Regions from separate parts of the Homo sapiens genome. Here region 1 is linked to region 2. A link is an interaction called in ENCODE POLR2A ChIA-PET data of the cell type or tissue named here. Cell type or tissue: OCI-LY7. All regions are shown on one strand. Each heading gives the region's core, and the rest is flanking DNA. Links, peaks and the distances in the headings are about the cores only.

Region 1 (7,164 bases), core at 1,316-6,315, 58 kb before region 2:
TTCTGTCTACCATTTCTTTTCTGGGGCTGACTGTTTTCTACTTATCTTTGCACATATATGACAGTCTAACTTTCTGAAATTGTGCTAGATAAGGGACATCAAATATGTGAGGTTGTTTCCTCCTCCCATGCCCAGTAGACATTGCTCTTTGGTCATGGTACTCTTTTGGGCTAAGCCTGGATGTAGCATCAGAAACCTTCCCAATACAGCTGGCTGCCAGTTTCTCATTATCGCTAGAGATGAAACTTATTTGTCATCCCCTGCCTAAGGAATTCCACTAGCCCCGAGGACGTGGAACTGACTTGCTTGATTCTAATCTACACTACTCCATTACTTTCTTCAGGGATGGACATGAGACTAGCAGGCACCTGACCAATTCTGTTATCTGTACTGTTCACAAATACCTAATCTCGGGACTCCAGAGTTACCATCATTTTGGGGCTCTGGTATTTTCCCTTCCACTGTCTGCCACTTTGATCAGGGCAAGAACAATCAAAGGAAACTTGACTTCCTTTACGGCTAACATGGGCTACTACCCATAAACTGGGAGAGAGAAAAAAAAAAAAGAAGAAGAAGAAGAAGAAGAAAAGAAAAAGGAAACTTTAGGGTAAAAACAAAAACACAAGTCTTCCCCAACCAGAACTTTGAAATGGATTGGCCCAGCCCTCCTCTCCAGAAGCCTCCACAGTTTCACAGGTCATTCCCCAAACCCAGGAAAGGGAATATTTCTTTCCCATCCTCAGTGACATGAAGCAAAGAGAATAGCCCTTTGAAAAATAATTTTTTTTTAAACTTAAAAAAGAAAATGTCACTTTCCTTAAGGGTTAAACAAAGTAGGCTATCAGGAAAATCTAGAATGTTCTTCCCCTCAGCCATGAAAACTGCTCACCATTTTCTGTTTCTTGCAAGCTTTATCCCGAGCCCCACCGGGGGTCTCTGGTAAGAGATACTTTAGAAAATAGAGAAGTTGGGGCAGGCTGCTGGCTTCCTTGTGTTTTTTTCCTCTCAGCCATTTCCCAAAACTTCTTAAAGTCCTCGCATTATACAAAGTGAAGATTTGTTCTCTCTACACCAGTAGTTGAGAAGTCTCTCCCGACAGAAGTTTTCACTACTGTTGCTGTTTGGAATTGGCTCAGCAGACGTAAACAGGGTCATCTGGGGCCAAAGAGGGTGGGTGTTTAGCTTTAAAGCTCCGGGGTTAAGAGTGAAAGCATGTGACTCCAGCCCGGCCAGAAACAGAGGAGCCTTTGTGTGCAGCGAGTGAGCCAGAGGCAGTCCACAGGGGGAGCGGGAAGGAGAACGCTGACACAGGTTCCGAGGGGCTGACAGGATGCCACTGCAGGGAGATTAACTCTTTGTTCCACAAGGGGAGCTTCTGTTCATGGCTCACAGTAGAGCAGAATACTTTTAAAAATAAAACAGCGAGCTTGCGAAGGGACACACATATTTCTGTAGCCAGAGTTGAGATGAGAGGCAGACCGAAGCAACTGGAAGCAAGAGCAATGTCCCAGCAGGAGTTTTTGGTCGATTAGCCTGGGCACTTCCTTGGGGTCCTCCCTTCTAAACACTGCAGGCTATTTCTGTGCTGCTGCTCCCCTCACACACACCCCTTCTCCTCCTGGATGGCTGGGATGAACCGCAGGAGATAGCAGGGCAGCCTGGACCACACCTCCCCTGGTTCTGCTTCCTCAGGAGCAGGGAGGCTGGTAGTTGGCAGGACCCTGCCAGAGGGAAGCTGCCATGCCACTGATTCAGCCCACCCTGGCCACACCCTCAGGCACCAGAGCCCACTGGTGTCATCCTTCACCAAGGTGCTTCGGAACCATGGACATTTGGTGAGCGTGGGCTCTGCTGGCACTGAGCAAGGAGGTGGCCCTCAGCCTGGCTCACCAGCCTACACTGCTCAGAGCCCACCTGCCTCAGTGCCAGCGTGCCCTTCCCCCAACTCCACTTCCACCCAGAAATTGCTGCATTGAACCCTACTGAAGTGAGCAAGTCAAATTTCCTGAAAGTCTGCAGAATGTGACTTTCGGACTTTGGCAGGAGGAGGAAAGGAAACAAGGTTCATTTTGCCCTCGCCCCGTGGGACTGCTCAGGAGTTCAGACGTGAGGGCGGCAGTGAGTGGCACGCCTTGCTGAACATCACGCCACGAGCACTCACACTTCCTCCCACTAGTATTCTTCACTCTTTGCTTACATGAAGATTGCTGAGCTCCTTGCAAGTGTCAGGTTCTTTGTTGGATAGCGGGGCTACAGTGGTAAATGAGACAGATCAGTGCCTGCCCACACAAGGGCCTTCGGTCCATCCAGACATGTAAAAAAGCCACTCACACAATAATGTCCATTGGTAGTCAAGAAAATGGTGACAGTTGTACTGAGTAAATGGTGACCATCGGTGGTAAGAGGTAAAAGGGAAATTTGTTGGTCCTTAATGGTATGAAATCCAGTCTTACAGGTGTATTTTGGTTTCCCCAGTCTGTGAAGTGTCATCAGTTCTTCTCTACATTTCACAGAGGAATCATGGAAATTATGGGTCTAGAATGGCCGTAAACTGCAGAATATTGAGGCAGTACCAAGCCCTGGTGCTCGGGCAAGAGGCTCCTGACCCCAGCCTTTGATCTACCAGACTCGGGGGCTGATGAATTTTTTTTGTGGTTGCTTTTTAGAATAGTAGCCAGCCCTCTCAAGCGTGTGAGTGTGTGTGTGTGTGTGTGTGTGTGTGTGTGTGTGTGTGTTCAGCACCTATGAAATCGGTACTCAAGGGCTCAGTACCTATGAAATTGGGCTAAAGGGTACTTGGCAAACATAATGCTGTGTTAGAAATGAGGTTGCCACCAGGCACCAAACCCTCTCCACTTCACAGACGGAATCATGGGGCAGAACCCTGGGCTCACTCAGGTGCAAAACAAGCAGCTTTTATCAGGGTTGCCCAGAACTCCCAGGCCTTTGCCCCTGTCCACTCCCGGGTCTTCCACAGTCCCCAACCATGTTTTCCTACCCCTCCAAGGGCTGACCACTCCCCACCAGTTCATTTTGCATGAACCTCTGAAGCCCCTTTCTGAGCTCATGGAAAAGCACCCCAGGTTCCTTGCCCGTCTTCCAGCTGGATAAGATAGAAGGCTGCAAAGCCCATTGTGGCTACAAATACTCTCTCTGGGCTGAAGTTGTGACCTCCAAAAGGACAGGACCATTTTCACAGCCTCAGTCTCTGAATGTGCTGACAGGAAGTGTACATCTCCAAAATCAAGAATGCAGTACAATAAACACACGTGCCCCCAGAGATTGCACCATCCTCCATCACCGTGTACACAGGGTGAAATGTACATGCGACAGCAGTAACTGCCTGGAGTATGAGGAAAGTCAGGAGCGCAATGAAGAAAAAGCTTGCTTTGGTTTCTAAGTTTTTGCAGTACTTGTTCTTTTGCTTTTTCCTTTACAAAGAAAACCATAATCCTGAAGCCTGGGGACCAAGTGACAGGTTCAGAGACTCAATAATTTTCCTGAAATCTTATGCAAAAATTCTTGAGTCTGAGCATGTCATATGCCTTTTCCCTAAGAGAGGATTGCTATCTTAATTCAGCAGAATCTCAAAAGAGTTCGAGACCTGACCAAAACAAAACAAAACAAAACACAAAATACTGCGAAGCTGGGGATGGTGGCTCACGCCTGTAATCCCAGCATTTTGGGAGGCCAAGGCAGGTGGATCACTTGAGTCCAGGAGTTCGAGACCAGCCTGGCCAACATGGTGAAACCCCATCTCTACTAAAAATACAAAAAATTAGCCGGGAGTGGTGGTGGGCGCCTGTAATCTCAGCTACTCGGGAGGCTGAGGCAGGAGAATTGCTTGAACCCAGGAGGCGTAGGCTGCAGTGAGCCAAGATCGTGCCATTGCACTCCAGCCTGGGCAACAGAGCGAGACTCCATCTCAAAAACAAAAAACAAAAAACCTGCTGAATAAAATGCTGGGGCAGGTCACAGAGATGCAGTCTGGTCCTGCCCCATTGATAGATAAGGACCCCAAAGACCAGTGAGGTGAAGTCACATCCTTGCCCAAAGTCATTCCGTCAGCTAATGATACAGTCAGCCTGAAAACCCAGTCTCCTTAATCCCCACCGGGTGATTCATCCACTTTTCCACACCACCTGGATTTCTTGTAGGGCATAATTTTGAGGGTGGGGACCATGTAGCTTATTTCTTTCCAATCTTCGCACTGGGCTTAGGGTGGCGCCTCGCTTCAGTGCCAGTGACTCATTCAGTGTACCTCACCTTCTTAGGAGCAGGGTTGGCGCTCGAATGAGCATTCGAATGCTGGTGACAGATCCCCCTGCAGAGTAGCGTGGAGCCAGGGGACATGTGAATGGTAGCAAAAGCAGTGGCCAGACAGGGCATCACTAACATCACTTACTTTCACCCTCCCTTTAGGACAATTCCAATTCTAATTCCACACCGAGCCTTCCCAGTTACGGGGGCAGAAGCGTCTCCTAGGAAGCAGTGCGTTAAGGGCAGCATGGTTTGGGGTTTAGGGGTCCAAAGGAGTCTCATTGTACACAGGGACTAGTTCCAAGACCTCCTGTAAAGCCAAATCACATAAAGTGAAAATTTCCCTTGAAAATCCTTTAAAATGCCTATGAAGTACAACAAGCAGACATGATCCCTCCACGGGACATCCCAGCCAGTCAGCTCTGCCTTCAGGCTGGAAGAGACTCCTGTTACCTCAGCTGAGCAGCAGAGGAAAACGTGGGTGGCATTTAGGGCTGTGCTGGGCCAGAGAAACTTATCTTCAGTGTGGCGAGATGCTGCCGTGAGATGAGGCCAGGGAAGGGTGGCTGCGTGTGCTCCCGTCTCACACACCCTCCGGGCCCTGCAACCTTGCCCGGCTGCTGCACTGTATCACCACACATCAACATATCACTGTATGTGTCCCTCCCGCTCTCCCCACCTCTCAGCTGAGCTCCTGCAGTTGACTTCATGAAAATTAAATGGGTGCTTCAGGGGTCTCCTCCTTAATACCAGCACCTTATCACGCGGCCACCTTGGGCTGCCACTCCCAAATTCCTGGCCCACAGAAACTGTGAGATAATAAATTTTTGTTTGTTTGGTTTTTGTTTTTTTTTTTGAGACGGAGTCTTGCACTGTTGCCTGGACTGGAGTGCAGTGGCGGGATCTCGGCTCACTGCAACCTCCACCTCCCGGGTTCAAGCGATTCTCCTGCCTCAGCCTCCCAAGTAGCTGGGATTACAGGTGCCCACCACCACTCCCGGCTAATTTTTTGTATTTTTAGTAGAAACGGGGTTTCACTATGTTGGCCAGGCTGGTCTTGAACTCCTGACCTCGTGATCCACCTGCCTTAGCCTCCCAAAGTGCTGGGATTACAGGCGTGAGCCACTGCGCCCGGCCATTTTTGTTTTAAACTGCTAAATGTAGGGGTAATTTGTTTTGCAGAATACAAGTACAGAATACTAATACAAAGGAGATATCTGGAGAGGCAGGCTAAGGATCCGGTAGGGCAAGTTTTCCAGTGGGGGCGATGGGATTGTGTCTGCCATTTAGGAAGTTTCCCTGGCAGCACAGAAGACCATGCTGTGGAAGGGGCAAGGCTGATGAGAGAACAGTTAAGATGCTCCACAGTTGTTCAGGCAAAAGGACTTACATTAAGACGGTGCAGCAGAGACAGAAGGAAGATAGGCTGCAAGAGACATTTCCAAGTAAGAATGGCCAGAGCTTATTGACCAACTGCCCACAAATAATAATATCATTAATATTAATAGCTAACATAAATTGAAAACTTAATATGTACCAAGCATTCTTCTAAGCACCTTACACATATTTACACATTTAATTCTCACAATAACTTTATGGGTAGGCACTACTATCTCATTTTATAGGTGAGGAAACTGAGGCACAGAAAGATTATGTGGCCTCCCAATGCCACATAGCTGGTGAGCGGCACAGTCTGGGTTCAAACTTGGACAGCTGTGCCTTTAATGTCTCTGTTCTTCCTCTGGAGGGATCAGACAGAGAGAAAGGAGGGAACAAGGGGAACGAAGGTGAGCGCTCAGATTTCTAGCCTGGGCAACGGAGTGCAGCCTTACCCAAGGTAGGCCTCGATGACGTGAAAGACATCACTATCACCAGTCACCTACTAATCCCCTGTGAACCTCATAGGAACTGCTTAATGGACTCAACTACAACCCAGCAAGTGAAATGTAGAATAACATCCGGACATGGCACCAGGCCCCACTTATACCACGCTCCAGTAAAAATAAACCTCCCTGTCCAAATATAGAGTGGTTGGAAGTGCCATACTTTACAGAAGAAGAGGCAGTTATTTGGCATTAAAAATAGATAAGTTTTGGCTTACTTGAAGACCTGGGCATGAGCAGTGCGATTCCCAAATGGAAACAGATGGATGGGGTGAGCCCCCCCTCAAGACTGACTCAGCTATTTAAAGAGACCAAATAGAAAATTATATCCCCTTTCTGGGCCTCAGTTTACTCACCCATAAGACAGAGAGGTTGGACAAAAGATCCAATGTCATGCCAAGCTCCAACCCTCTATGAGGGTTGGAACTGGAGGCCAAGGCTAGATCTGAGAGCTGACAACCTCCTAAATCAAGGACAGCCCAACAGATGCAGGGCGGGTTGGCCCCTCAGTTCATAACTTACTGCTGATAGGATCAGGAGTAGTTTTTCCCAAGGATTTTCAGAACTCTGTCAAGAGCTTTAAATCACCGCTTTGAATCAGACACATTGTTAATCCACAAAGAAATGCAAGCCAGGAAGTCCCCCTACAACTAGCTTGCCTCCTGAGGGGCTACCCTGATAGAAAGGAGGGGTGGGGTAGTGTGTGCGGGAGGGGCTGCCGGGGTCCTTTCCCTCACTGGGTCCCAGTGGCAGACAGGCCCTTTTGACACATTCCCTTTAATCCTGCAAGGCCGGCACAGTCGTATTTCACACGTGGAAGAACTGAAGGCTCAGAGAGGTGACATAACTTGCCCAAGATCATTCAGCTGGAGGAGGAGGGAACCGGGTCCAAAACCTGCATCTTTCCCCCTCACAGGGCCTCTGCTGTGCTGCCTATCGCGTGGTGGTCGGAATCACTCTTCTCAACTCCAAGAGGGGAAAGGAAATCACGGCGAAAGCTGAGCGCCTTCAGGTCACTCAA
Region 2 (7,164 bases), core at 963-5,962:
CTGTTTGTCTGTTATTGGTGTATAAGAATGCTTGTGATTTTTGCACATTGATTTTGTATCCTGAGACTTTGCTGAAGTTGCTTATCAGCTTAAGGAGATTTGGGGCTGAGACGATGGGGTTTTCTAGATATACAATCATGTCATCTGCAAACAGGGACAATTTGACTTCCTCTTTTCCTAATTGAATGCCCTTTATTTCCTTCTCCTGCCTGATTGCCCTGGCCAGAACTTCCAACACTATGTTGAATAGGAGTGGTGAGAGAGGGCATCCCTGTCTTGTGCCAGTTTTCAAAGGGAATGCTTCCAGTTTTTGTCCATTCAGTATGATATTGGCTGTGGGTTTGTCATAGATAGCTCTTACTATTTTGAGATACGTCCCATCAATACCTAATTTATTGAGAGTTTTTAGCATGAAGGTTGTTGAATTTTGTCAAAGGCCTTTTCTGCATCTATTGAGATAATCATGTGGTTTTTGTCTTTGGTTCTGTTTATATGCTGGATTATGTTTATTGATTTTCGTATGTTGAACCAGCCTTGCATCCCAGGGATGAAGCCCACTTGGTCATAGTGGATAAGCTTTTTGATGTGCTGCTGGATTCGGTTTGCCAGTATTTTATTGAGGATTTTTGCATCAAGGTTCATCAAGGATATTGGCCTAAAATTCCCTTTTTTTGTTGTGTCTCTGCCAGGCTTTGGTATCAGGATGATGCTGGCCTCATAAAATGAGTTAGGGAGGATTCCCTCTTTTTCTATTGATTGGAATAGTTTCAGAAGGAGACATTTATGCAGCCAAAAAACACATGAAAAAATGCTCATCATCACTGGCCATCAGAGAAATGCAAATCAAAACCACAGTGAGATACCATCTCACACCAGTTAGAATGGCGATCATTAAAAAGTCAGGAAACAACAGATGCTGGAGAGGATGTGGAGAAATAGGAACACTTTTACACTGTTGGTGGGACTGTAAACTCGTTCAACCATTGTGGAAGTCAGTGTGGCGATTCCTCAGGGATCTAGAACTAGAAATTCCATTTGACCCAGCCATCCCATGACTGGATATATACCCAAAGGATTATGAATCATGCTACTATAAAGACACGTGCACACGTATGTTTATTGTGGCACTATTCACAATAGCAAAGACTTGGAACCAACCCAAATGTCCAACAACGATAGACTGGATTAAGAAAATGTGGCACATATACACCATGGAATACTACGCAGCCATAAAAAAGGATGAGTTCATGTCCTTTGTAGGGACATGGATGAAGCTGGAAACCATCATTCTCAGCAAACTATCGCATGGACAAAAAACGAAACACTTCATGTTCTCACTCATAGGTGTGAATTGAACAATGAGAACACATGGACATAGGAAGGGGAACATCACACGCTGGGGACTTTTGTCGGGTGGGGGGGAGCGGGGAGGGATAGCATTAGGAGATATATCTAATGCTAAATGACGAGTTAATGGGTGCAGCACACCAAAATGGCACATGTATACATATGTAACAAACCTGCACGTTGTGCACATGTACCCTAAAACTTAAAGTATAATAATAATAAATAAATAAATACATAAATAAATAAAAATTTAAAAATTAAAAATAAAATAAAATAAAATAAGAGTACTTCCCACTGGCCTTGCGCGGTGGCTCACGCCTGTAATCCCAGCACTTTGGGAGGCTGAGGCAGGCGGATCACGAGGTCAGGAGATCGAGACCATCCTGGCTAATACGGTGAAACCCCGTCTCTACTAAAAATACAAAAAATTCGCCAGGCGTGGTGGTGGGCGCCTGTAGTCCCAGCTACTCGGGAGGCTGAGGCAGGAGAATGGCGTGAACCCAGGAGGCAGAGCTTGCAGTGAGCTGAGATCGCACCACTGCACTCCAGCCTGGGCGACAGAGCGAGACTCCGTCTCAAAAAAACAAAAAAGAAAGAGTACTTCCCACAAACCTACTTGCTGTGGTTTGAATGTTTCTCCAAAGCTCACGAAATTCAGTTGCCATTGTAACAGTCTTACGAGGTAGGACCTTTAAGAGGTGATTAGGCCATGGGGGTTCCAACCTCATGGGTAGAACTGGTGCCATTATAAAAGGGCAAGTTTGACCCACTCTTGCTTTCTCTTGCCCCTCCGCCTTCCTCCATATAATGATGCAGCAAGAAGGCCCTTGCCAAGTGCCAGCGCCTTCATCTTAGACTTCCCAGACTCCAGAACTGTCAGAAAGTTAACTTTGGTTCTTCATCAGTGACCCAGTCTGTGGTACTTTATTATAGCAGCACAAATGGTCCAAGATATTGACTCTCCTCAGTCTTTCCATCTGAGTAAGAAAACTCCATCCTTCTGCTTGTTCAGACCACAACTTTAGAGTCATCCTCTTCTTTCCCTATACTTTACATATCATCTGTCAATAAACGCTGCTGTCTCTGCCTTCAAAATGTACTCAGACTCACCACTCCACCATGGCCACACCAATCTAAGCTACCACCATCCCTTCCCTGGATTGTTGCAATAACTGATCCCTCTATTGCTTCCCTTGCCTCTTACAGACTATTTTCATCCCGGCAGCCACAGTGCTCCTGTTAAAACCCATACAAGACCCTGTCATTCTTCTGCTCAAAAGCCATCACTTCCCATCTTATGCAAAGTAAAAGCCAATCTTTCCAGTGGCCTGTGAGATTGAGCATGAACTGACTCCTGGTCACCTCTCCAGCTTCATCTCTTCTTCCTGTTTTCACTCATTCTGCTCCAGACACATTGACCTCCTTACTGCTCCTCTAACATCTGGGAGAGCTCCGCTTCTGGTTAGGATGTAGAAATATATGAAAAGCCTTTGCTACAATGCTATCAACAAGAAAAACCTAGACAAAAATAAAAATCGTGCTTTTCTACTGAGCAGTGCAGGCATGGCCTTGATGAGTTGAATTCCACAAAGAAACAAGCCCTTTATAGATGAGCAGAAGGTCAGCACAGCTTTCACACCTGAGGATGTGCCTGGTCTGGCTACAGGTGGATGGAGAAACATGCCATAGGCAGGGGTTTTGTAAGGATAAGAAGAAATCAGCGAGCTGCGGCATGGGCTGGCAAGACAGATGACAATCTGGAAGAGGCCCAATATAAAAGCAGGTCATTTAGGCCGATAATTCTCTGTTCTCCACCCACCCCCATTCCTGAACTTTGCCACAACTGTGGCACTGGAGAAGGGGCTGGAAAGCAGAGAGTAATGACACGGTCCTGCTTAGATTCTGGGGCCCTGCTGGAGTAGAGTCCAAAGTTGAATCAAAATGATCTGAATCTGTACGCTACCCCCACCCAGCTCAATTACTGACAACTTGAAAAGGAGGCAGAAGCTTGGGATTGGGCTACTTACAGGTGAACACAATCTAATTAAAGCTGCAGTGCAGCCTTACCTCAATTCCACTGTCCGAGGAGTCCCAGTGATCAGCTTCAACCTAACCACCAGACAGGGGAAAGGAACTGCAATTTCTGAGAAGTAAACAAAAAGATATATTTTCATTTCTACTGTTCTTTTATACAAAATTTCTGGAATACAGTTTTGAGAAACAGGAGAGTAAGGAAAAGAAGCATGTGATCCATAATCAAGAGAAAATAGAGAAGCAGATCCACACATGATCCAGTTATTGGAGTTAGCAGACAAAAGCTTTAAAACGATTAATATGAATATGTTAAAGTTCACAGGAAAAGATAGCTATGATGGTTGAAGAGAGGGTTATTTTAGTAAAGAAATGTAAACTCTAAAAAAGAACCAAATGGAAATTCTACAACTAAATATATATATATATATGAACTAAATATATATATATATATATATATATATATATATATATATAAAATTCATTGGATGAGCTTAATAGCAAATTGGACACCACAGAAAAAGCATCAATGAACTTAAAGACAAGCCAATCAAAAGTATCCAAACTGATAAAAAGAGAGAAAAAAATTAATGACCACAGTACAGTGACCTGTGGGATAACAGCAGCTGTCCTAAGATTTGTGTAATTGCAGTCTCAGAAAGAGAACAAATAGCACCAATTGTTTTTCTACAGGAAGAAATAATAGTGAAAAATTTAAAATGTAACAAAAAGGATCAACCTACAGATTTAAACTAATTTTTTTTTTTTTTTTGAGACAGAGTCTCACTCTGTCAGCCAGGCTGGAGTGCAGTGGCGCAATCTCAGTTCAATGCAACCTCCACCTCCCATGTTCAAGCGATTCTCCTGTCTGAGCCTCCCAAGTAGCTGGGACTACAGGTGTGCGCCACCATGTCCAGCTAATTTTTGTATCTCTAGTAGAGACGGGGTTTCACCACGTTGGCAAGGCTGGTCTCGAACTCCTGACCTCAAGTGATCTGCCCACCTTGGCCTCCCAAAGTGCTGGGATTACAGACATGAGCCACCGCACCTGGCAGACCTACAGATTTTAAAAGGTCGTCAAACCCCAAGTGGGGTAAATACAAAGAAAAACACATCTAGACACATCACAGTCAAGTTGTTGAACCAAAGATAAAATGAAAATCTTAAAAGCAGCCAGAGAAAAAAGGAACATTACAATGATAAAAATGATGCCTAACTTCTCTTTAAAAACAATGCAAACCAGAAGACAATAAAATGACATACATGAAAAGAAAACCAGAAAATATAGAATTCTCTGTCCAAGAAAAATAGCTTTCACAAATGAAACAGAAATAAAGATATGTTTAGATAAACAACAGCTAAGGGAAATAATTTTCAACAGACATGTACTTCAAGAAATACTAAAAAAGCTGGGTGCAATTGTAGTCCCAGCTACTGGGAAGGCTGTGGCAGGAGGATCACTTGAGCCTAGAAGTTCAAGATCAACTTGGGCAACGTAGGGAGACTCCATCACAAGAAACAAGCAAGCAAAAAAAAAAAAAAGAAAGAAAGAGAGAGAGAGAGAAAAGAAAGAAGAAAGGAAGGAAGGAAGGAAAGAAAGAAAGAAAGAAAAAAGAAAGAAAGAAAAGAAAGAAAGAAAGAAAGAAAGAAAGAAAGAAAGAAAGAAAGAAAGAAAGAAAAAGAGAAAAGAAAGAAATACTAAAGGGAGTTCTTCAGGCTAGTGAGAAAAGATAGCATGATAGCAGTTGGAGGCTCAGATCTACCAGAAGGAATGAAGAGCATTGCAAATGGTAAGTATGTGGGTAAATATAGAAGACTATTTTAATTTATTTTGAATGACAATTGGCTTTTAAAAACACAAATAACAACCATATATTATGGGACTTATTACATGCACACAAGTAGAATAGATAATAGTCAAAGGATGGAAGGGGCAAATGGAAGTAAAATGGAATTTTCTTAAATTATTTGTGAAGTGGTATAATGTAGACCCAAAATAAACTCTAACAAGTTAAAGATGCACACTATGATCCCTAGAGCAATTATTAAAAATAAAACAAAGAGGTATAGCTAAAAAGCTACTAGAGGCTGCATGTGGTGGCTCACGCTTATAATCCCAGCACTTTGGGACGCTGAGGTGAGAGGGCTGCTTGAGGCCAGGAGTACGAGACCAGCCTGGATAACACAGCAAGACCCAGTCTCTACAAAAAATAAAAAATAAACTAGTCAGGCATGGTGGTGTATTCCTGTAGTCCCAGCTACTTGGGAGGCTGAGGCAAGAGGATTGCTTGAGCCCAGGAGGTTGAGGCTGCCGTGACCCGTGATTGTGCCACTGCACTCCAGCCTAGGTAAGAGATCAAGATGCTGTCTCTCTCTCACACGCACGCACACACACACACACACACACACACAAAAGGTCAACAGAGGCAACAAAATTGGATATTAAAAAACAATTGATCCAGCTGAGCACAGAGGCTCACGCCTATAATCCCAGCACTTTGGGAGACCAAGATAGGAGGATCACTTGAGCTCAGGAGTTCAAGACCAGCCTGGGTGACATAGTGAGACCCTGTCTCTACAAAAAATAAAAAATAAAGTAGCTGGGCCTGGTGGCGTGTGCCTGTAGTCCCAGCTACTTCAGAGGCCAAGACAGGAGGATCTCTCAATCCCAGGAAGTCGAAGCTGCAGTGAGGCATGAGTGCACCGCTGCACTCCATCCTGGGCAACAGAGCAAGCCTCTGTCTCAAAAAAGAAAAAAGTGCATTGCCACTAACCATCTGCATTGCCTTTAACCATACCCACTTCCCTGGCTCGGCCAAACACTTGAAGAGCACTGTGCTGAGTGCCTAGTACAGTGCTGCTCAAACCCTAATGAATTGCCCGGAGATCTTGTTACACAGAAAACTACATTTTGATTATCAAGGCTATTTGACTATCATGGTAGGGGAATCAGAGATGACCAAGACAAGGTCCCTGTCTTCCTTTGGCTTAAAATCCATACAAAACAGCATGGGGGAGAAGGTGAGCAGTGCCCAAAGGGTGGTGGAAAGACAACAGAGGAAGAATTTCACCGGTTTCAATAAAAAATGCATGATTTTGGTAGACACTTGACAGATTTAGTGAGTAAGGCCATTTGGTAAGAGAGAGAGTTGGGCTACACCAAAACTCAGAGAAGTGTAGATGAAGCCAGTGTCCATGCAACCCAGAAGAATACGCTACTGGGATCCTTTCTTTTTTTCGCTTTATTCTGATGGCAATTGCTGAAGGGGAAGAGACATGGCCCAGTCTTGGCATGGGCAATGTGGGTGTTTTACTGTAGGCAAAGAAGGCCCAGGATTGGCTGTGGGGCACCTCGGAGAAATAGGCCCTGAGTACCGGTTCAGGTGTGGACTCTTCTTACAAAGGGCAATGCAGAGAGGGCCGAGCAGCAAGCAAGAGCATGACTCATTATGACTTGTCTTGAATTCTTGTCATTTCTAAGTAGAGGGCTCTGCCTGCTTCTTTTCAATCAGGTCTGCTTTGATGGGTATAGATTTGGGTACAATCTTAAATCTAAAAACCTCCCTGATGCAGGGCTAAGTCAGGCCCCTCACTCAGTATCTGCACAGAGCAGTGTATTCATCAGGGTTCTTTTAGAGGGACAGAACTAATAAGGAGAGAGATATATATGTGTGTGTTATATATGTATACACATATAGAGAGAGGGGAGTTTATTAAGTATTAACTTCCATAATCACAAGGTCCCACAATGGGCTGTCTACCAGCTGAGGAGCAAGGAGAGCCAGT

The links. Peaks named below come from ENCODE experiments on the same cell type or tissue, not always from the same donor. Only the 100,000 strongest peaks of a DNase experiment are listed, where the experiment ranks them.
Region 1: POLR2A ChIA-PET joins it to region 2 with 7 read pairs; 6 of 35 experiments call an interaction of 5 or more read pairs at or near these places.

What each region holds. Positions count from the first base shown.
Region 1 is chr15:40,080,640-40,087,803 of GRCh38, forward strand. It overlaps LOC105370787 (a long non-coding RNA gene), which reads right to left and starts at 1,157. Exons shown (of 3, transcript NR_188231.1): 1 at 890-1,157. RefSeq lists enhancers at 1,693-2,377, 2,010-2,129. In OCI-LY7, for the core only: no CTCF peak of the experiment used is centred there; a DNase peak (open chromatin) is centred at 3,267.
Region 2 is chr15:40,139,422-40,146,585 of GRCh38, forward strand. No RefSeq gene overlaps it. Among named protein-coding and RNA genes, the nearest start is that of BUB1B, 18 kb to the right of the region's middle. In OCI-LY7, for the core only: no CTCF peak of the experiment used is centred there; no DNase peak of the experiment used is centred there.